Regions from separate parts of the Mus musculus genome. Here regions 1 and 3 are each linked to region 2. The links are chromatin loops, found by intact Hi-C in ENCODE. Cell type or tissue: left cerebral cortex. All regions are shown on one strand.

Region 1 (8,000 bases), 69 kb before region 2:
CCCTACCCACCTCATCCTCAGGATAGTGACAGTCCAGTACAAGGGTCTTCTTGCCATCAGTCTTGGTAACTTCAACCACAAAGTTGGGAGTTGATGTCAGTTCTGGCTGGAGAGACAGGAATTAAGTCAGCATACACCAGTGCTGGGAGGGTGCACACACCTGGACCAATAGGAAGCTCAGAATGTCTGACAGCCATAGCCATTAGGTTACTATTAGCCATTTTTTAGTCTTAGGCTGTGGATAAGGCACTCAAATCTTCCAACAGAGCACTAAACAGTTTATCAATCACATGGGTCCAGAATGATATCTGCCGTCAGGCACAGCTAGCTATTTATTCTTCAGGGCTGTTTCTGCTCCCATACACTGCAGAGCACACAAGGCTGCAGCACAGACCTGGACCTCCTTCCCCTCTGACTGTTTTGGTGCACGATGGAGGCCTGGAACATATGGGCTCTAGCTAAGTGGCCATCTTAACCAGAAATAGCAGCAACTTCCTTTTACTGTGACCCAAGGGGCAGGCCTAAGGAGTTGGGTACAGGCTAGGACACAGAAGCACAGCAGGGGACTCAGCTCTTCATACACAAGACTGATATCTGCTTAGTTAGATAGCCTGGGGATCCTGTGGCCCTCAGTGGGGTATCTAGATCCAGCCATGAGGGCAGCAACTTAAGGAAAACATTTCAACTGGTCAAATGTTAAAAATATGTAAGGCCGGCCAGTGGTGGCGCACGCCTTTAATCCCAGCACTCGGGAGGCAGAGGCAGGCGGATTTCTGAGTTCGAGGCCAGCCTGGTCTACAAAGTGAGTTCCAGGACAGCCAGGGCTACACAGAGAAACCCTGTCTCAAAAACCAAAATAAAATAAATAAGGTTGAGCTGGAGTGACGGTTCACCCAGTAAAGGAGTTTGCTGCTGAAGCCTGAAGGCCTCCGTTCAACCCCGGGCCCCACATGGTAAGAAGGATGCAACTGCTTCCTACGAGCCCACACATTAGCGTCAAACATACAAATAAACATAATTTAAAGTCTCTAAGCCCCACCACCCCAGCCTTCCTATCTTGGTCACACGACGAGTGTTGACCATCCACTTGTCATCTTTCACACTGAAAACACTCCCAATGAGAGTTATCTGTAGACTAAGTCCTCCCATACCCCACACAGGCAGGGGTGGGCGGTCATAGCTCCTTTGTATTAAGAGGACACAGGCCAATAATGAAGCCTAAGCTCTACAGGGGGCCACACACTCTGAGAACATGGTCCATGCACAATCTACCTAAAAAGTTCCTCCTTCTCGGACAGAAAGACTGGCTGGCTGGAGTGTTACTAGCTTACCTCCTGTTCTTCAGCCTTCTGCCCCTGTGAGGGCTCCTCCTCACCATCAAATGTTGGAGGGATGCTGTTGTTGATGTTGAAAGTGACCGTGATCCTAGAACGGCAAGTAGAAGCACACTAAGGTACACTATTAGCACAGGAAGAGGGAGGCCTGCTGCGGTAGGGCAGGTGCGAAGGCACGCTAAAACAATGTCTCCATCCTAGCGAGCTGCACCAGGACTTAAACAGAACTTAAAACCAGCCTGGGTGCCTAAACCAACACGGCCATTAAACACCTTCTGAAGTGTTCATACAAAGTGCTACAAATTAAATGACTACAGCTGTGGATGTAGCTGCCAGGCTGGTGTCCCGGGGGTCTTTCCAGGGAAGCCATCTGCTCCAGGAAGCCTCACACGTGCTGCAGAGCAGATTCACTTTGCATAGTCACAAACTAGGAACTGAAACACCTAGTGGCTCTTCCCCCTTCTGGGGGATTCTGGAGCTCAAACAAGTACTCTGTGCGTGCCTGGCCGAAGTTCACGGCTGCACCCTGGCCCATGTGAGATGGTCAGAATTCTTATGTGACAGCACATGTTCTGAAATCAGATAAAATTCCTTTGCCTCCACACCTGCAAGCAGAAGTTCCAGGGCTACACTGATTCAGCAGGGCCAACTAACCCAAGCAAGAGGGTACTGGGTGCTGCTTCCCGGAGTTCATCTGGGCAATGCCTTGCTGCCACTTTGCCACCAAAAAAAGAATGGCAAGATGAAACCAGAAAGCATGTACAACCTGTGACAGCCCAGACTAAGCTGAGCCGGGTCAGTCAGTCTCCCTCTCTTGGCTTTTCAAGAGAGAGTTTCTTTGTGTAGCCTTGGCTGTTCTGGTACTTGCTCATAGACCAGGCTGGTTTGAACTCACAGAAATCCACCTACTCCGGCCTCCCAGGGTGATAGCATTATAGGCGAGCCCCTCCCTCCACTGCTCAGCCTGGCCTTGAACTTTCTTTCTTTTTTGGCTTTTCAAGACAGGGTTTCTCTGAATAGCCCTGGCTGTCTTGGAACTCACTTTGTAGACCAGGCTGGCCTTGAACTCAGAAATCTGCCTGCCTCTGCCTGGCTGGGATTAAAGGCGTGCGCCACCACGCCCGGCTAGCCTTGAACTTTCTAATCTACACACACACACACCTACCACTAGGCTTATAGGCCCCACTGGATAAAACTGCTTTCTTGTACACTGTGTTCCTAAAGCACCAGGGATGGATCCTGGGGCCTCACGCATGCTAGAGAAGCACTCAAGAGTCCAAGTAGACTTCTCTAAGGAAGGCCGTGGGCGACTGTGTAACACAGAACAGCACAAACAAGGGCTTAACGGTCTTAAGGGTGTGTGGTAGCACGTGCCTACAACCTCAGCACACAGGTGTCTGAAGGACCAAGAGTCAGAGGCTGGTCTGTGCTCTACAGCAGCAACACAGAGACCCTGTCTCAGAAATGATCGGTTTAGGAAAGCGAGAGCTAAGCTTGGCTAAGAACCTTCTACCTTTGTCTGATGGCCTTTCTACACTCTAACTTCTTCCTTAAAAGTTACATACCTTGCATTTTTAACTACTACAAACACAAGCCAGATGGGAGTTCTAAACAAATGAATTTATCAGTACTATTAAACATTAAAAAAAAAAAAAGTCCCAGCCCTTAGGTCCAGACTGGGCACAGCATCCCTCATTAGTAAGCCAGTGACTGCGCTTGTGGCTCCCAGACTCCCCTCTACACACCCTGGAGCTGCTTCAGGCCTCCTTAATAACCAAGCCCAGAAGTCTGTATTCATTCAGAGAATGCACTCCCTGGAACCTAAGAACTTTTCCAAGTAAATGCTTTCTTAAAAGCCATTTTATTGGCCAGCTGTGGTGGCGCACACCTTTAATCCCAGCACTCGGGAGGCAGAGGCAGGCGGATTTCTGAGTTCGAGGCCAGCCTGGTCTACAGAGTGAGTTCCAAGATAGCCAGGGCTACACAGAGAAACCCTTCCTCGGAAAAAAAAAAAAAACAAACAAACCCAAAAAAGAAAAGCCATTTTATCAAAGTACTGGGCCTAAGCTGAGGCTCTCCTGGGGATGGCCAGGACAGGGTGCTGTAGTCAGGGATTCCCGACTTGAGAACCCAGAATACAAGCCCTGGGCCACTTACTTTTCTCCGGCAACTTTGCGCAATAATTTAGCCTCCGTGCCGTTCACCTCCAGCTCCCAATCTCCAGACATCTTGGGAAGGGACTTGTGTTTCTGGATCTTCTTTTCTTCCTTAATTTCATCAGTCAAGAATTCAACGAAGGCCTTGTCTCCTAAAAGAAAAGCCAAGATGACCCAAAGGGAGAAAAGCCGGTTACCGATAGACCGGACTGTATCCATTCTTACGACACTAGCCCAAATCACTCCTTAAAACGTCCGTTTCTCACTCTATAAAAAGAGCAGGATATACTTACTGAGCTGAACTGATATTTATCATGAGATGGTTATTTCTTATCATGGACTCACTACTATTACTTCCCATATTAAACAAAAGAATTCCCAATTATCCTCTTTCTGGTTCCAAAAGACATAACCAACAACCACACTTTGAAACCACGACCCTACGGACTTTGCTAAGCCACATTTCCAAGACGCGAGAAGGGGGGGGAAGCTTTCGATCACGAGGGTCTGTTCCAAGCTGGGTGGCCGCACTCCGACTAGGGTGCGTGAACCTTACCTTCCGTGTGCAGAGCGCCACAGCCGCACGCGCAGGGAACCGGGGGCTGCAGGAGGCCAGAGCGCCGAGCCGAGCCGGCCCGTACGCTGAGCAAACCGAAGGGCCGGAGGCATGGCCGGGGCGCGGGCTGCAGGAGATGCCGAAGCGGCTGGGCCGGGATGGCGGTTCGGAGGCCGGAGGCGGCGGCGCCGAGGGCGCGGGGCACGCAACGCAGCAGAGGGAGCATCGCGGGGCGGACACGTGCAGAGGGAAGGACGACCGGGCCAAGGCACCGTGTGACCTCGCGCGCTGCCGGAAGCCCCGCCCTCGCCCGGGGAAGCGCTTTCCACCCCAGAGGACTGCAGTCATCCGGGCCGGACCGCGCCCTCTGCTGGGAGCCGCCAGTGCAGTCGGGGAGGCCTTGACTCAGCTACCTTGACCACCATGTCTCCCTTGCTGCCCACTCTCCCCAATTCACCTGCTTTTCTCAATCCACACCAAGCTTTGTTACCGCGGAATGCGTTCAGGTTCACCCCAACTCGCGCAAAACCGTATATTCAAAGATCACTTAACGATCTTCTGAAACCGACTAATTCTGGAAAGCCCAGGCTGACCTGCACGCAGTTGCTGTGGAGTGGACATCCTGGCCTCATTAGACATTAGATCCAGAATCCCAAGAACAGGATGAAGGATTTATGTTGGAAACCTTTGCACGCCCTAACAATTCATGGGCCAGTTTTAATGGACCATCGGTTTCCTGGGAGCAGGAATATATGGCTTACATCATAGGCGAGGCCCTTGGTCTTGCGAAGATTATATGCCCCAGTACAGGGGAATGCCAGGGCCAGGAATCGGGAGTGGGTGGGTTGGGGAGCAGGGGGAGGAGGAGGGTTTAGGGGATTTTTGGAGAGGAAACTAGGAAAGGGGATAGCATTTGAAATATCTATTAAAAAAAAAGAATCAAGGATAAGAGGCTGGAGATATGGCTCAGTGATTAAGAGCATTGTTGCTCTTGCAGAAGACTAGAGTTCTAGTTCCAGCATCCACATGCCTGCTCACAACTATCTAACTTCAGTTCCAGGGCAGCAGATACCAAAACACTCAAAGGTATTTAAAAAAAAATCAATCAATCAACCAATCAACAAAACCACTCCCCTCCCCAAACAAAACAAAACAAAACAAAAACCAACCAAATCACTCACACACACCCCAAAACAAACAACAAAAGCCCTGCTCATGCATTATAGTCCCAGCATCAGGGAGGTAGGCAAACAACTGAGTTTGAGACCTGCCTGGTCTACACAGCAGGTTCCAGAACAGTCAGGGTCACATGAAAAAGACTTCTCAAAAAAAAAAAAAAACAAAAGTAAATGCTGGATACCAAGACTTATCGAATGAATGGCAGTAAGAATAATGTTTAATATTCTAAACAGCATTCTTTAAATAAGGGAAAGGAGGCCCAACAAAAGAGGCCACACAGATCATTATACAAGATTCAGTTTTTATGGATTTGATAGTCAAAAGCAAATTTCGAGCATTATATACTAGAACTGTTCTTTTATGTTTGAGACCAGAGAGAACAGAGCACATGTCCAAATCCGCTTGTCAGTTTTCTACACTACAGCAGTCTATAGAGAATTGTTTCCCCACCGGTATAGTCTAGTTTATGTGCTCAAGGAATGGCATCTTAGATGCGCGGCCACAGTTCCAAACAGACCCTGGTAGCTGGAGCACAAGGATTTGTGCCACAGTAAATACTTTGCTGTTTTGGAATCCTGTTATAAGAGATGCAAATGTTCTCACAGGGATCCTGGTAATGGAACTGGTGCCCCGGGTGTCGCAGGCCACGGTTACCAAGAAGATAAACCCCTGCAGCACGCAGGGCTGTTGTGGAAGTTCATCTGTCTGTTGGAGGCTATTCTGTCCAGGCTGGAGTCTTCAGGTTGGAGAGTTTGCCAACTTGAAAAGTAGCTCAGGTTGTACTGCAGCAAAACCACAAAACATTTCACTTTCTTAAGAAAGCTTGAAGAGAGCTGTCCCTTTGGCTGAAGATAAGCATTAATTTCTTCGTAGTGATCTGTGGAGTCAGAATGGGGCTCCCACCTCATGTAATCCCTGAGCAGCTGTGTTGAATAGTAATTTTTAAAAAAGCTTAATAAAAAACTAAATATTCTATTAAAATCCCCCCACAATGTTAGAATGATAAACATATTTCTATACAGAAACATTGGGTCCTTAGAAACTGTATCCATCACTCCCTTTTCTGGGAGGTCCCAGTCCTCTGCAGCAGTCCCTCCAGGGTAAGGTCCTAGGCCTCACCCTGGAGCCAGTCACTGCAAGCTACTGTTCCCATGACCCAGAAAAGACCTCGATAGTTTACTGTTAGTTTACAGTGGAACAGAAACTGTTAATTGCTGGGGAATATATTGCCTCCTTGTTTTCTTTAACTAGCACGATGAATGTTCTTTTCAAAATACAAAAGTTCCTCTTACCAAGCAAGGCTAAATAAACCTTGCATAAATACAAAAAATACACTGAAAAAGAAAGCACATTCCGGAGAGCCTTTCAGAAGGTTGATAACGTGACCATTTCTATCCAAGTAGTCACGAGTACTCAGACAGCCCTAAGCACTGACTAAAAGCTTTGCCCACGGCTAGGGTTAGATAAAGCCTAGACCAGACTCAACAGACACAGCTGTGAACCAATGAGATCCTGGCAATGGAAGTGCCCAGCCAGGCTAGGCTCTCTGGAAAGAGCTTGCTGGACTCAAAGAAACTGCCCACTGTCTTCGAAGTGCCTTGAAGGCAGTTTGGCCCATTTGTTGCTTATAAATACAATTCACTGTATAAATGAGAAAATCCCAGTAGTACAGATGTGTTTGGACCGATTAAGCACAATAAAAGGGCTAAAACTCCCCCCCCCTTCAAACATTCTCTGTGAAAGTGTGTTCCTTCCCCTTCCTTCACTTAGATACAAGGCCTAGCCCAGGCTGGCCTAGGACTCGCAGCCCTCCCTTCTCAGCGGGGAGTGATTATAGGTAAGTAGTACCAAACTGGGGAATGTTTGCTCCTAGTCATCAGCAAAGATGACTCTTTTCCAACTGGGAAAAGGATGCCGAGGCTTCTCTAGTTCCCTCTAACAAGTGCAGACGACGAAGGTTTCAGATGGCGACTGGTTAGGAAGCAGCAAAGCTAATTGTCCCCAGGTTTCCGCAAAGGCAGACCACTGAAAATTAATAGCATCAAAAATACAAAGACTGGCCAGGTGGTGGTGCACACCTTCAATCCCAGCACTTGGGAGGGAAAGGCAGGCTGATCTCTGGGTTTGAGGCCAGTGTGGTCTATAGAGCGAGTTTCAGGACAGGCAGGGCTACACAGAGAAACCCTGTCTCAAGTGGTTTACCCCTTAAGAAATGAACAAACTAACAAACAACCCAAACTAAGACTAGGTGTAGGAGAAAGGACAAACTGATCCTCTGGCTTCCGAGCCGTCAGGTACCTCCTTCCTCTTCCCCATGTAGCAGCTCTGACTTGAACTCTCTTCCCTCACAGGCACACATTTGTAGGTGCTCAGTTAAAGAGAAAACTACCACGGGGCTTCAGAAGGCCACCACACTGAAAAGTTGGCTTCCTAGTTCCAGGAAACCTGCTGGTTTCCTGAAAGCACTGTTGGGGACATGCAGCCACAGAGGCACTGGGGACCAACCAAGGAACTACTTGCTGGCCTCTGCTTGGAGACAGACAAGACAATGTGCTACACCCTGAGCCATAAGGGTCAACAGGTCAGAATATACCTTACTCTGGAACTGTCTGTGGGAGTCAATTTTTTAATTTTCTATCTAAAATACACACAGGTAGACATTAAAGTAGAAGTGAGGGCTGGGGATTGGCTCAGTGGCAAAGTGTTTTGCATAGCATGCATGAGGCTCTGGGATCCACGGGAGAGGGAGTAAGAAGGGGGGAGAAACATTTCAAC
Region 2 (8,000 bases):
GAGTGCTGCCAACCACCACAACCCTGGCATCTACTTCTGACTAAGCCCCGGCCTTCTTCTCCCCTACTGGTCCAGAAGTGTTCCTCTTCCCAGCATCTCTCCAGTTGAGAGAAGAGTCTAGCTTAAAAGATGGATGGGCAGGGGAAGGGAGGTGATTTCTAGGTCTTAGCAGCTGATAATGGGGCATGAGTTCCTGATATAGAGTCTGAAGCACGCTCTAGGATAGCACTGGAACCCAATCCTGTGAAAGAAGAAAGCAGGGTACCCCTCCCCTAGATTCTAAGCATGAAGATTTCCCAAGGGACATTGCTCTTTCTAGTAGGGAACCTGCTTTGTCCCATCTTAGAGATGGGATAGAAATGATGGTCCTATTATGATGCTTCAAGTTGGTCACCTTCACATACCTGACTGTAGTCTGTGCTCCTTGAGTGAGGATGGGTTGATTCATTTCTCCTTTATCCAGACCTTAAGTAGAGACTTTCACATGTGGTTTCCTATACACAGAGTTGTTCTTTCCCTCAGATGTCTGGGAAAACTAGGGCTGTTGATAAGATATCCTTGCCTCCAGTCTAACTCATCTGAACTTGAACTAAGGCCACATGGTTCTCCTCTTGGCCATGTCTCTGTGATCTCCCTCATCCCCACATCTCCTTAGGCACCCACGTTACAACTGAGATCATCTTGACTCCTTTTAAAATCAACGTGTTTTGAATGTGTCTATCAAGGTTCACTCTAAAGTTAATCTCCAATGCACCCATGCTGGGAGGAGAGAAATAGGAGGTATTCAGGACTTAAGGGCTCTGCCTTAGTCAATGGTTGGTGTCATTACCACAGGAGCAGATTCCTGGGATCGTCACAAAAGCCAGCTGATCCTCTCATCGTACTCTCTGGTCCTTCCCTGTTTTGCCCTGGGATGTCAAAAACAAGAACTCTAGATGCAGAGCCCACAGCTTTACACTTCCTAGTCTTTAGAGCTCTATCTAGCAAATGATTTCACTCTTTTCAACGTATCCAGTCATTGGTAAAGTAGCATAAGAAGAACTAGGACAATGACCCACCCTGACAGCCCCTCCCAAATGTCTGCTGAATACTTGTTCAGTGAATGGATGGATAAGTTTCCTATGTTTATAGGAAGGCATGTCTGGTAAGGCATAACAGACAGGAACTTGGGGGACAGATAGATTTCATACTCATAACCTGAAATGTGTCAAACTGGGAGAACATAGAGCTAAACACATTCCCTAGGTGGAGAAGCTGATATTCCTGTCTGAAGAGTCCCTCTTTTTTTTTTATTAGATATTTTCTTCATTTACATTTCAAATGCTATCCCGAAAATCCCCTATACCCTCCCCCTGCCCTGCTCCCCTACCCACCCACTCCCACTTCTTGGCCCTGGCGTTCCCCTGTACTGGGGCATATAAAGTTTGCAAGACCAAGGGGCCTCTCTTCCCAATGATAGCCGACCAGGCCATCCTATGATACATATGCAGCTAGAGACACGAGCTCTGGGGGGTACTGGTTAGTTCATATTGTTGTTCCACCTATAGGGTTGCAGACCCCTTCAGCTCCTTGGGTACTTTCTCTAGCTCCTACATTGGGGGCCCTGTGATCCATCCAATAGCTGACTGTGAGCATCCACTTCTGTGTTTGCTAGGCCCCGGCCTAGTCTCACAAGAGACAGCTATATCAGGGTCCTTTCAGCAAAATCTTGCTGGCATTTACAATAGTGTCTGCGTTTGGTGCCTGATTATGGGATGGATCCCTGGGTGAGGTAGTCTCTGGATGGTCCATCCTTTCGTCTTAGCTCCAGACAGGAGTCCCTCTTCTAACACAGGGTGTTTGTGTGTATATGTGGGGAAAGATGGGTAAGGGAGCACACTGGCTTTCACCAAACATCCCTCTATATCTTTCTCTGCCTTTGGTGGCAACTTCTTTATTATTCCAGTGTTCTGGCTTCACAGTGGAACTGGTGGCTGTGTGTTATCATCTGCTGTGACCAGAGGACTTGACAACCATTTATAAAACAGAACAGAACAAAACAAAACAAAACAAAACAAAACAAAACTTCTGTTTCCTACAAAGGGATTTAAGCAGGAACATTGTTTGATTCTATTTTCACTATTAAAAAACAAACGAAGCCAGGCAGTGGTGGCGCACGCCTTTAATCCCAGCACTTGGGAGGCAGAGGCAGGCGGATTTCTGAGTTCGAGGTCAGTCTGGTCTGCAAAGTGAGTTCCAGGACAGCCAGAGCTATACAGAGGAACCGTGTTTCGAAAAAAACAAAAACAAAACAACAAACAAACAAACAAACAAACAACAGAACAAATGAAACCAAAGCAACCTATCTCATGCCTGTTGCTATGGTTTCCTAGTTTCTTCATGTCTTTATTTGTCTCTCCTGCCATCCCAGGACTATCTTCCCCATCCCTGAGCTCTGGACCAGCCATAGGATCTCAGTTTGGGACACCCATTACCATTCTCTGTGAGCATCTTGGGATTCTTTTTCTTTAGAGCCTTCAGCTTCCCCATCACCTAGTCACTCAGAGGGCTCTGGCCCAAGACAAGGGAAGCCACACTTCCTAGAATACGCTGAGGAACAAGGACTCAGTCACAGTTAGGTTCCCCAGAATTGGGCTCTGAGACAAAGCAGTGAGGGAGCTTATTGGGATGTGTCTCTTGGCCAACACTAGGACAGAGGAGGGAGGGCAGTAGCCAAGGAGAGAAGGAAATGTAGCTGTGATGTGTCAGTGAAGTCTTGGCCAGGTTGTAGGCAGGTTCAGACTGGACGAGGCCTTTGGAACTATCTAGAGTTGTTCTTTTATACCCTTACATGGACCAGACACTGGATACGAACCATCCTAAAAAGGAGACCGTGGATGAGGTAGGATTTTTTTTTTATGATTTATTTATTTATTTATTTATTTATTTATTTAATGTATGAGTGTTCTATCTGTATGTACACCTGGATTCCAGAAGAAGGCACCAGATCTTATTATAGGTTTCTGGGAATTGAACTCAGGACCTCTGGAAGAGCAGCCATGCTCTTAACCTCTGAGCCATCTCTCCAGTCCAGATGAGGTGATTCTTATGAGTAGAGAGCATTCTTGCAGCCATCAACATCTCAGTGATGGGGTGGGGTGTCATAGCTTTGTCACTGAAGGGACTCTGGACAGTTGTTTAAAGAGAACACAGAAGGTCTGTGTTCTAGGAGTTTATAAAACAGAATCTTGGTTATGTCTTCCAGCCCTTTTCGATGCTGGAGATGAAGGCTATGTTCTCACACACACATGCTCTCTATTGAGTCCCAACCCAGGCCCTGGATTCCGTTCCCACAGGCTTCAAGTCCCAGAATTGATTTAGGAAATGGCCATCTTCCCTGGGCCTCCATGTCCATGACAAGGGTTACTATCACGTCCTCTAAGGCTGCCATGAAGCAAGGACAAGGTGGGAGGAGAAGAATCCTACACTTGAGTGAGGCTGTGCAATGTCACCATTGCTAATCCTTTGGGCTACCCACCCTGTGGAGGGAGAGGAGCCCTTGAGGCTGAAGCTTGTTTCTATCTCTAGGAGGGAAGGAGGCAGCTAAGATTTGAAAAGTAACTGAGATATGTCCTGAAAGCAGACCTGTGGCAGAGGCCAGCACTGGACAATCTTGTCAGCAAGTGGGAGACAGTCATGGGCTGGGCCGTTTCTACAATCGGTGAGTTCAAATTCAGGCTCTTCGTTGTTATGTCCTACTCTGTCTATTCCTTTAGGCTTGAGAGTTTAGGTTTAGGTTTTCCTGGTGGGGAAAGTCATGAGCCATAGGTTTCCTGAACCCTCTCTGCCAAATGGAAGACCAGGAGGGCTCTGGACACAGGGGTCTAGAGCCTTCCGTTGTTCCCTGAGTACATAGCAGGGGGGCTCTGTTCCTCTAGGCTCATGCTGGGGAACTAGAAGGGAGAAGAAGCTGGAAGCATGGAAGTAGAGAAGGGCACACATGAGGGAAGCTTTCCTGGTTTGCGTGCCTATCAAGGGCATGGAGCTTATTTCATTTCAGCATCACAAGGTCCACTCAAGGCTCCTTTAAGGCTCTCTGTCTGCCCAGGGCTTCCTGAGACATGGGAGCTCAGGAACCACACAGCTCTGAGAGGAAGCATCCTCAGCAGAGGGATTGCAGCTCCCAGGGTGTGTCTCCCCAGCTGAGCTCAGGAGCTCAGGAGCCTCAGCCCTGTTCCTCTTTGCTTCTTCTTGTCTTCTTCTAATGAGAGAATCACATCACAGACTTATTTTAAAGAGATTTATTGGAGGATCCAGGGTGTGGAGGGATGAATTCAGGGATGGCTGCCCTCTGTGGCCAGGAGTGAACAGCAGGGAAATGGACAATGGACAGGGCTTATATAGGGTTTCTGAGGGGGCGATTTTCAGGGCAGAGATTTCCAGATTGAGGATTGATGGGATTTCAAGTCCTGAGCTTGGACATGTCAGGAATTTGTGGGTATTCCTGTTCAGAAATTGGTGAGGTTTTGTGCTCAGAGATTGGTCGTTTGAGTGGCTGCTTGCAACCCCACTAATCTGGCTAAGATAGGAGATGTTATGTAGGAAGATAGGGAGCCCAATGCAGCTTTTCTAGAGAAAATTGTGACAACATTCTGGATTTTTAACCCTACCCTGCTAGACCTGGAGTCACCAGAGAACAAGTCAGCAATGATGGTAACCTTTGCCAATCAAACAGTAACAGACATAAAGAGTAAGTCACAAAGAGTAGATAAGATACAAGAAAAGTCCCTACAAAAAATGTTGGAAAGTAAATAATAACCAAGAGTCTCCTGAAGACAAAACAGGCCTGATCCAATGCCATACAAACACAGGATTAGGCTAAAATCTTCCTGGCCACTGCAGCTGACACGAATGTGGAAAAACAATGACAACTGTGACATCTAGTGGATGACAAAGGTAAGAGATCATCAAGAACAGCTATGCCCCAGCTTCCAAACAAAAACCAATCTACATATTGTAATAGATAGGACATTAGGTCAAAGATTGCCCTAAGAACCCTCCAGAAAGATAGAAGGATTGCAAAAGTGCTGAACATAGAACTAAGTGACTAGGGGAGATGGGTTTTCAGCCTCCTTCCCGAACCCAGGGTGACCATCAAAGGGGAAGGGAAACCTATCAAGCTTCTTTTTTTTCCCCACTTTTTATTAGGTATTTAGCTCATTTACATTTCCAATTCTATACCAAAAGTCCCCCATACCCACTCACCCCCACTCCCCTACCCACCCACTCCCCCTTTTTGGCCCTGGCGTTCCCCTGTACTGGGGCATATAAAGTTTGTGTGTCCAATGGGCCTCTCTTTCCAGTGATGGCCGACTAGGCCATCTTTTGATACATATGCAGCTAGAGTCAAGAGCTCCGGGGTACTGGTTAGTTCATAATGTTGTTCCACCTATAGGGTTGCAGATCCCTTTAGCTCCTTGGGTACTTTCTCTAGCTCCTCCATTGGGAGCCCTGTGATCCATCCATTAGGTGACTGTGAGCATCCACTTCTGTGTTTGCTAGGCCCCGGCATAGTCTCACAAGAGACAGCTACATCTGGGTCCTTTCAATAAAATCTTGCTAGTGTATGCAATGGTGTCAGCGTTTGGATGCTGATTATGGGGTGGATCCCTGGATATGGCAGTCTCTACATGGTCCATCCTTTCATCTCAGCTCCAAACTTTGTCTCTGTAACTCCTTCCATGGGTGTTTTGTTCCCAATTCTAAGGAGGGGCATAGTGTTCACACTTCAGTCTTCATTCTTCTTGAAGTTATGAAACAAATGGTCCTATCAAGTTTCTAATAGGTGCAAGAGCTTGACATTCAGTCCTCATAGCGGTGCATGGAAAATTGTCAAACAGAAAGTCATGGGTACAAGCGGCTAAAGGCATGAACCAATACACATAGATTACCCAAAAAATTGCAGACCTCTGAGCAGGCTGATTATCTCACCCTTTTAAAACCATGCCAAATGTCCCTACCCCTTAGTAGGAAGAGACTTACTAACCAAAATTGGGGCTCAAATGACTTTTGACCCTGAGGGGATTTTCATCACAGGTAGAGATGGACGGCCAATACCGGTCCTCATTTGATCTTTAGAAGATAAATACAGACTACACTGAAGTATTGAGGCCACTAGAGAAGACATCTCCATATGGCTACATGCTTGATGGGCAGAGGTATATGGGGACAGTATGATTCTGGGACTGTCTGGGCCTCAGCCTTACCTGCCTACACTTAAGCCCAATGAGCAGAGTTGATTGCCCCGACAAAGGCCCTCAACTTGGACAAAGAAAAGCAGGTTAATATTTATACAGATAGCAGATAGGCCTTTGCCTTTACACGTGTTCATGGGGGCCATCTATCAAGAGAGGGGACTACTTATGGCAGGGAGAAAGACTATCAAAAATAAACAAGACATTTTAGACTTATTACAGCCATCTGATTACCCAAAAAGTTGGCAATAATTCATTTCCCTGGCCACCAAAAGGCAACTAATGAGGAGGCCAGAGGCAATCAAAAAGCAGATGCAGCCACCCTTAACCCTATCCTGGCCCTAGATTGCCAAATCCTGGGCCACCCACTGTACCAGAAAAACCTAAATATTCTAAGGACATTGCTTACATGAAAAAGAAATGGCCTATGTGTCACAAGTGTAAAGACTGGTGGCTCACTAGAGGTGGTAACTTAATCCTGCCTAATGACCTCACTAAGAAATTGCTCCAACATATCCACCAGACTGCCCACCTGGGTACGAGGAAACAGGATCTTATTCAACACGTGGACTTGAAGGTTTTTCACCTAAAGTTTTTAGTGGAACAAATTGCCTCTAAAATGTTCACCTACAAACTCACAGATGTAGACCATCAACACAAAGAAAGGGGTTCTCAAAAAAGAGGAATCAGACCATTAAGAAATAGACTTCAGTAAGGTAAGACCAGGCAAACATGGTAACTCCTGTTACTCACTTTTGGGCCCTACATCCTTAATAGCCTGGTTAATTTTGTCAAAGACCAAGTTGATACTGTACAACTCTTGGTCCTTAAGTCTCAATATCAAGCATTAAAACTTAAGACCATAGATACTAATGTCCTTTTTAGGTGCGTGTGAAAGGGGGAATAGAGAGCCCAACTGAAATGAAGAGTCCAGCTTTATTTTACAGATTCTATTTTGCTTTCAGACTCCATTTTATAAATAATGAGCCCTCTAAATGAACTCAGCTAATAGAAAAACACCAATTTGTTCCAAAAACGATGTCACCTTGACAACAATCACAATACCCCCAGGCAAATAACCACTCCATTCCTAGCAACAACCAATTAGTACTTAAGGAAAAAGTACCTAATGTCTTAAAGTAGATTAATTAAGCTAGCAACCATTGTTCATACCAAGCTAAAATCATAATTAGCCAACAAAAGTGCACCAAACAAATGCCAACCAATTATATAACTGCCAAATTGAAAAGTCCCTCATCCTACTCCATGATAAAAAGTCAAGGCTTGTACCAGGTCAGGACCTTCCATACCTTTCACCGTTCTAGAGAGGTTAGAAGGTCCAAACTCGAACTTAAATACTCTACTTTTATGTACAAGTTAGACTACTGATGTCTCTAGTGGTCTTTGGACACCTCAAGATATAGACATATCTTTGTGAATCATTTTTTCCTGCCTGTTGTCGAGCCTTCAGGGAATCACCACAAAATTACACAGCGATAACACTCAGTATCTATGGTCTTAATTCTTCAATAAAAAGACACAGACTAATAGATTGGATTAGAAAACAGGATCCACCTTTCTGCTGCATCCAAGAAACACACCTCATCAAACATTATTTTGGCACAAACTGGAATTATCTGGGAGGAGGAACCTCAAGAAAAGGCCTCCATCATATAGATTGTAGGTAAGTCTGTAGGACATTTTTTGATTAATTAATGATTGATGTAGGAGAGCCCAGCTTACTGTGGGCAGTATCACTTCTGGACT
Region 3 (8,000 bases), 47 kb before region 2:
CACCCTGCAATCGCAGCATGCAGAAGGCTAAGGCAGAAGGACTGAGAACTCAGGGTACCAGGCCAGTTTGTGCTACATACTGAGTCAACATAACGATGTGGGTGGGAGGGGGAGGCAGAGAAAGAACTTGTTCGGAAAAATAAAAGGCTGGAGCACAGTGGGTGCTGGCTACTTAAACAGTACTCATAGCAAGTAACACAATGAGGTACCAGCTTCCCGAGTTCTGTCCTCTTCTCATCTGAGACTCTGGTGGCAAGAGAGATGGCAGCCACTCGACGGGGCTGGGTCACAGCGATGATGCCCTGGCGGCTAATTCCCCCTTCATAGAGGTACTGTGGGATCTGAGTTGTTTTCCCAGAGCCAGTTTCCCCTAGGAGAGAAGAGAAACTCTTATTCAAATGAGACTAAGGGAAACCAACAGCTCACAGTCAGGAAAAACAAAATCTTAAAAGGAAACACTGAGTTGCTAAGCCTCAGGCAAATGGGCACCTGGGAGGTGGCTGGCGAACAGTCACTGTCACTCTTTCCCCGGAGGCCCAATCACATTTCAAACACTTTTAGAATGGGCTGGACATGGTGACAAGTGCGCTTAATCACAGCAGACAGAGATAGGAGGATCTTTTTGAGTTCTAGGTCAGCTTGGTCTACACAGTCAGTTCCAGGACAGCCAGAGCTACATAATAGACAGACTGTCAAACAAACTGTTCATATACTTTGGCTCCAAATTCCACTTGCCGAAATTGAGTCTAAGAAAACAAACATGTTTTAATTTAATTTGCCCCATGATAGCAAAAACAAAATGAAAAACAAAACAAAAACCCCAATCAAAACTGGAAACATGTATAATGGTAGGTAACTGGTGTAGTTACAACAGATGAGATACGACAGTCATATAGCTTGATAAAAACTGATACGACGAGATGTCCATTCATAGACTGCTCGCCCTTTGCTCTGGCTGCTGCTTGCTGCTCTCGTCAAACCTTCTGCCTCTGTATACCCTACTGTGGGTACAATACCTACCTGCCTCACTAACTGGCAAGTTCAAGGATGAGTCAGCCTGCAAGCTCTCACCCTCTGGGCTGTACCAGGGGGCCTCATCTCTAGGATCCTTAGTGCCTGCTTCATCTCTCTCCTAGCACTGATTATTCCAAACAGTACAGAAGTATTTTTTCTTTGTTTGTTTTTCAAGACAGGGTTTCTCTGTATAGTCCTTGCTGTCCTGGAACTCACTCTGTAGACCAGGCTGGCCTCGAACTCAGAAATCCCCCTGCCTCTGCCTCCCAAGTGCTGGGATTAAAGGCGTACACCACCACGCCTGGTTCAAACAGTACAGAAGTACTTAAATGTTTCTGCCCTAATTCCAGAGGGCAGACGCTCTCTTCATAGGCTTAAACACTGCACAGAGCAAGCACTCAATGAAGGCTGTTTCCTGTGTATGTCTGTTGGTACCTCTAAAAGCACCTGATTAGAACAACTCAGGAAACTTGCACACCCTTCTTTGCCATGGCTTATCCTCTTTAACAGGTCCATGAGTCTTACATTTTCTTCCAGCTCCCGGCCTGCTTCTGACCACTCACCTTTCCAGACTTAGCCAAGGCTCTCAGACCAAGAATCTGATTATCCTGCATTTTCCTACTGAACCCTCCACACAACCTCAGACATAGATCAATGCCTCTTGTGCATCTTTCCCACTCCTATTCCAGGGCAACTGACTATTGCTAAAATAGAATATGCCAGCCATACAAACAGAGGGACAAAATTCACCTGGGCATCAGCTTTACAGTCCATCTTGTTCCTGTTTTTGCAGCCTGTCTTCCGTCTCCATCTCCCCAAAAGCCTACTTGAGGCTCTGGAACTTTTGTTTTCCTCAGAACTCTTGGATCTTCTCAAATGTGACTTCAAAAGAGACAGCCTTTCTCCTGTGCCAGGTGGGCTCTCCATAACTCCTGATGCCCGGCACTGCGCCCCCATCTCTGAAATTTCCTAAACTTTGATCCATTAGTTCTATCTATCTTCAGTGTCCTCTCTGCTCAGTTCGCCAAAATCTGTGACTATTTACAAGTGCCTCAGCTTCCCTTGGTTGGCCAAAGCAGAAACCTGTTTCCACTGCCTTCATTCTTTCACCTCCTAATTACTCCTCAGTCCAACGCCAGATCTGTTCTTAAAGTTATTTTGAAAAAATTCTTAGTGGGAGTTGCAATCAATACTACATATCCAACGTGCACTCCCACGCCCCACCATGTCTACATATTGTTATGGAACTTCCCTCCTTAGCACTCTATTCCACTGACTGCCAGTACTCCAGTCTCTTTCTCGCTTATGACATTCCTTCGGGAACTCCTCTATCGTCAATACTGTAGCAAAGCCACTAGAAGTCAGTCCCTGCCTTCGAACACTGCCAAGTTCTTCTCGTACACAAGAAATTGGTTCTCGCCAACTGAATTCTTTCTGGCGCCAGTCTCTCCGTCCTCGCTTAGAATGCCGGTCCCCAGGGACCCGCTCCGCAGCTGCCTCCTCAAAAGCCTTGGTGAGGCCCATCCTGCAAAGCTCTCTGAGAGCCTCCGATATGCTCCCCACGCCTCGTCACGGAAGGCGAATATCCTCAAACTCACAGAGCGCGGTCAGCGCCGGCAGGGTAACTCTGTCCGCCTCTTTCCAGAGGTCCCTGTCCACACCGGGCACTGAAACCCTTTCAAGTTTGTGGAAGAAACCAACGCAAAGAAAGTGAGAAGCCCCTAAGAAACCCCGCCCTCGTGCACAGAGCCAGGGATCTAGAGCAAGGAAGATCCACCAAAGCCGCCACTCACCGATGAGGACCGCGTTGTCCAGGTTTCGGAGCTGAGCCAATAGCTGCCCCCGCGCCCGGAAGATGGGCAGACTCCGGCGCTGCAGCTCCAGGGCCTCGCGGTAGGGACTGGCCGAAGGCTGGGCCAGCGGCGGCGTCTGCCTCCGGCCTCCTCCAGCTCCGCCGCCGCCGCCAGCCGTCAACAGCATCACTACTCGTCTCCCGGGAGGGCAGGAGCCCGGCCGGAATCTCTTAGCGGGCGGGAGGCTCGCCTCCTCCGGCATGTCGGGAGGACCGCGGCCGGAGGCAGGGACGCAGACAGTTCCGCTCGGCTGGGGACAGCAAGCGCGCACCGCCCCTTTCTCGCCACGTGCAGGCGTGCTGGGCGACCACCGATGACCTCACAGCCGCCTCCTGCCTTGAGGAAAGGAACTGCAATTCCCAGCATGCGCTGTGCATTTACATCCTGTGAGAGCAAGGTCGGAGGTGCGACCGAAAAAACGGCCCGAGTAACAACAGGGGACGATAGCTGTGTGGTTCCCTAGGGTCTTGTTGCGTAATGACGTTGTCCTAAACTCTCATTTCTATCCAATAAAAATGACTGTCCCATCTCGGGCTCCAACAATAGTCACGTTTTAAGGCAATTACTTATTTCTGTAAATCTAACGAGGAACACAAACATTTACTCTTCTAAACAATGTACGTTTTAAGGTACCCACTGGTAGCTCCGATTTATAAATGTAGAAAGTGAAATTTTCTGAGACTAAAGTCATTTCGGATGCTGCAAAGAATTTTGAAAATGCTACTAGTGAGTATCTTCAGTTACGGAAAGGTGAATTCTATGATTCTGATATCATGTAATTTCCCCACAAAGTGATAGGCTCAAAAAATACAAGCAGAAATAAAAAAGAAAATGAGTGGAACTAAAATTGCCTTAACTCACCTCCCAGTCATTCCTACTAGATTTTCAATCTTTACACAGCTTTTCAGCCCTATTGTATACACCTTAATCAGTGCGAGTATTCACTACTCCTGCAGAAAACTTGTACATAACCAGTTCTTCCTTCCTGTTCAATTACAAGCTCTTAGATGCTTTGCTAATTCAACACAGAAAGACAGGCACAGAGTGAATGGGTGGTTACCTTTGCTTTTTCATCTTTGGAGGGTGTGGGCGTTTTGTTTGGGAGTATGTTCCTGCACTACTTGCTTGCAATGCTCACATGGAGGTCAGAAGAGGGTGTTGGATTCCCTGGAATTGGAGTTACAGCCAGTTGAGCCTCCATGTGTTTGGAACCCGTAGGGTTCTCAGTGCCCTCGCTGTCCCCGATTGTGTTTCTTTTTTTTTTTTTTTTAAAGATTTATTTATTTATTTATTATATGTAAGTACACTGTAGCTGTCCTCAGACACTCCAGAAGAGGGAGTCAGATCTTATTGGTTGGATGGTTGTGAGCCACCATGTGGTTGCTGGGATTTGAACTTCCAACCTTTGGAAGAGCAGTCGGGTGCTCTTACCCACTGAGCCATCTCACCAGCCCCCGGATTGTGTTTCTTATACAGAATGTGGCGTTCTATAATTCTCAACTCATGTGAAGGCTATCCATCAAATTTGGTATGCAGACCTGTTTTTTTTTTGTTTGTTTTGTAAAAAAAAAAAAAAAAAAAAACCCAGATGTGAATCTGTCTGTTGTGGAATCCGGTATGGCCTGTGGCTTTGGTCCTGTTGAGATGCTTTAAAGCCTTTTAAAGAATATCTGGGTCCCCCGTGAAACTTTACTACACGCAGGTTTACCAGGAAATTTGGGTAGGAATGGGATTAATGACTCTCATCTTTTACTAAGTCAGCCCATTCAAGATGAATCATGTCAGCTAAACTTACACTGTTAGATGAGAACACGGAACATCTCTGTATAGTTATCTAAATAACATTTACAATATGACCTTAATAAATGTATCTAAGAAGCAAAAAAACAAGCAAACAAACACCCCCAAATCCCAGTTATAGTTTTTATTTAGCTTCTGACAGTACACTAGGGGTTACTAAAAAATGTGTGTGTTTAGGATGTACACGAAGAATGTACTGACTTGGGAATGGAGACAGGGCTTGGGGTTAAGAATGCTCACTGTTGAGAGAACTCAAATTTGTTCCCTCACACCCATGCCAGGCAGCTCACCATCTCCTGAAACCCCTGCCCTAGAAGATCCCGTACCTCTAACCTCAAGGTAACCCAAACTTATGTGCACATACCTATATAAAGACACATATAAGTACATGTAATTTTAAATAGTAAAAACAAATCTTACAAAGAATAAGTTGACATGTTTTCCACGCGCCTCCCCCCACCCCCATGTTGATTTAGGAAGGCAAGCAAACCCTTAAAAGAAAAATAACTTATGTCAAGTTATGGGCCTTGAGTAAACAAAATAATAGGTAGCTGCACATTCGAAGCAACCCAACGTGGGAGTATTATAAATTACAGGAGTCCAAATAGGCCATCTGAGTGAGTGAAATCACCTCTTGGTAAGTAAAACACCTCTTTAAAAAAACATACATTGTGTGTGTGTGAGTGAAAGAGAGAAGCGGGGGGAAGGTCAGAGAACAAATCATGGCAGTTGCTTCTCTCCTGCTATGTGGTGGCCTAGGGATTGAAATCTGGTCTTTAGGCTTGGTGGTGTTATTACCTCTGGAGGCATCGGACACCCCCCCCCGCCCCCCCGCAAAGTCCACTTATCTAGAAGCACTCACTAATCATATGCAACAGTTATCATGCAAGCATTTTTTTTTTAAGAACAAGAAAAGAAAAACAAAAATTTTGGTGTTTTTAAAGTATTGGCTCAGAGTTTGTTTGTTTTTTTTTTTTAAGGTGGAGATAAAACCTAACACTTTTGTAAGGAACTCATTCCTGGTAACCCATTTACTCAGCAGTAAAATGATCAGAGTTGGAAACTTAAATCTTTCCCTGCATGTTGCTCACTTGCCCTTCAGTGGCGGTCTGAAATCTGTTGCCCCTCCAAAAAACTCTCTTGTGGCTCAGTGGCTTTCATATTGAGAAGCTCACATACTAAGCATTCAAAAGAATATTCTGATTATTCCTCCAAAAGATGATCTGTCAGACACATTTCACTCTTATCTGAGGTGGCCAAGTCTGTCGAAGTAACTCCCTGGTCCGACCATGACCCTACCAGCTCACGGTCTCCTCCGATTGCAAGGCCACCAAATCATTGCTCCTCAATCAAGGTCAGTTTTGTTCCATCCTGTTTCCAGAAAGAATATTAAACCTTAGCAATCAGGTCCAAGTTTGGATACATACACATCGATTCTTTCATAATTAAAAATACAAGATAATAGTTTGCTGATCAATAAACAAAGTATTTATTCAGCACCCATGTGCCAAGCACAGTGCTAGGCACTGTGGTGGATACAAAAATTAAGACATAGTCCCTGCCCTTAAGGAGCTTACATTCTCATGAGGGGAACAAAACTAACATACATGTAGCAGCTAAGAACAGTACAAGACAATATATGATTTGGTATAGGAATTTTAGCACAGATTTGAAGCTTCATAAGGATTTAAAGAAGACAGTGAAATAGGCCTTAGTTTTAAGAGTTTAGTGTCAAGGTCTTGAAGAAACTTAAATCGACGTTCCTGCAAGGGAGAAGTAGGAGCAAGGTTCAGAGAAAAGACACAAAATATGCATTTGATAAGGGCTAAGACGTGATTGCAGACTTCGGAACAGAGCGGCTGAACGAGACAAGCAAGGTTCAAGAACTTGAATCAAACTCAAAACAGTAAGTAGTTTAGTCATCCCGAGAGGATGGAAGGGCAGGATCTTAGCTAACACAGATAGAACTCACCCGAGAAAGGAAATTATAGCCACAAAATAAACAGTGGCCGAAGGCATGACAATTCTAGGAAGCATGTTATGCCAACATGCCAATAGCTCCAATGTTTCCTAATTCCTCCCAGAGGACTCTAGAGACAGTGTTATGGTTCCATTTCAAGATCCAGGATGTGGACGCTTTGCCTCACGCAAGTACAAAAGAAATATAAAAGACAGGAGGACACAGAGGGACAGAAAAAGAAGTGGAAGAAACAAGTAAAAATTCATAGTGAAAAAAACACACCAAAGTATATAAAATCTATCTCCTATGGAGATGCAATTGGCATGTCCATTCATTTTTAAATGAACATATACTGTATTCCTGTAACAACGAAACAAAATGCCCTATGCTTTAGGTGTGCTTTTCGGATATTTCTGATACAATCAATCCAGGAAATGGCTCAAACTGTATTCATGTAAGTTTAAGCGGTCACAGAATCCCATAATGCAATCTCACTTTTCTGCTGACTCATATCGCAAAAAGGAAGTGTGTTTTGGAAGAATTGGAATTGAGAGGTTGGCTGGGGAAGTGAGGACTTTCCCTTGTGTCCCAGTGAGCACAGGGATCTTGCCAAACAACACAGGGCCAGGGACCTGCCAAACTACTAAGAGGCCAAGTGACTGAAATCAGCACTGCCAGGAGACAGTGTGTCACACAGCATGGTGTTCTACCACTAGGAATTCACACCCTAACAATAATCCAAAATATATTTTCTGTTTTCAGTCACTAATATGTATAGGTATTCACTGTTTAAAATGAAAATAGCTGGTGGAGAGATTTTAGAATTAAAGATCGGTCACAATAACTCCATGAACTAGCTAAATCTAAAATTAACTTAGGGAAAATAAATAAAACCTTAAAGAAACCCATTTCTGGCTTAAAAGCAAGCAATAATAATAAAAATAAATTCCTAAAAGTTACTGACAAGGCCTTCTTGAACAAAAACAATTATCAAACTTAAGAATCCCATAAGGATCATACAATCTAAGATTGTCATTAAACGTTAAAAATTTTTAAACAAGACAAAAGCAGTCCCATTGGCCCACGTCCCATAGAGTTACAATGGTCTTCAGTGATTTACTAGTACCGTACTCATTCCATTCCTTATCGAGTTCCACTTAGTCATTAAAATACTTTCTACCTCAAATGTATCTGAAACTTTCCACCTAGAATGTTTACTAGAGCTTACTTAAGCCTATGCTAACCTCTGAGAAAATCTCATCTGAAAAGCAACTCAGCCTAAACAGGATGACCCAGCCTGGGAAGTCCTGTGCCTCTTTGACATTTATGAAAACTGTCTGAGGCCATCTTTCTGAGCTCTGATAAAGCAGCAT

Evidence for each region. A loop is a pair of places that touch in the nucleus more often than their neighbours do. Peaks named below come from ENCODE experiments on the same cell type or tissue, not always from the same donor. Only the 100,000 strongest peaks of a DNase experiment are listed, where the experiment ranks them.
Region 1: a loop joins it to region 2, with 11 times the contacts of the local background. A loop is called at or near these places in 8 of 42 quality-filtered maps.
Region 3: it touches region 2 in a loop (2.8-fold over the local background); 5 of 42 quality-filtered maps call a loop at or near these places.

What each region holds. Positions count from the first base shown.
Region 1 is chr11:70,978,679-70,986,678 of GRCm38, forward strand. It overlaps C1qbp (complement component 1, q subcomponent binding protein), which reads right to left and starts at 4,348. Exons shown (of 6, transcript NM_007573.2): 1 at 4,047-4,348; 2 at 3,492-3,642; 3 at 1,332-1,425; 4 at 11-106. The coding sequence starts at 4,272. Dhx33 (DEAH (Asp-Glu-Ala-His) box polypeptide 33) reads right to left here. Exons shown (of 12, transcript NM_178367.4): 12 at 5,413-8,000. In left cerebral cortex, a CTCF peak has its summit at 4,409 (motif pointing left); DNase peaks (open chromatin) are centred at 4,370 and 6,694; H3K4me3 peaks cover 1,337 bases; H3K27ac peaks cover 687 bases.
Region 2 is chr11:71,047,862-71,055,861 of GRCm38, forward strand. No RefSeq gene overlaps it. Among named protein-coding and RNA genes, the nearest start is that of 6330403K07Rik, 18 kb to the left of the region's middle. In left cerebral cortex, a CTCF peak has its summit at 4,926 (motif pointing left); a DNase peak (open chromatin) is centred at 4,896.
Region 3 is chr11:71,001,310-71,009,309 of GRCm38, forward strand. Dhx33 (DEAH (Asp-Glu-Ala-His) box polypeptide 33) reads right to left here and starts at 3,123. Exons shown (of 12, transcript NM_178367.4): 1 at 2,808-3,123; 2 at 210-370. The coding sequence starts at 3,069. Derl2 (Der1-like domain family, member 2) reads right to left here. Exons shown (of 7, transcript NM_033562.4): 7 at 6,131-8,000. In left cerebral cortex, a CTCF peak has its summit at 3,212; DNase peaks (open chromatin) are centred at 119, 2,308, 3,219 and 3,861; H3K4me3 peaks cover 1,973 bases; H3K27ac peaks cover 1,317 bases.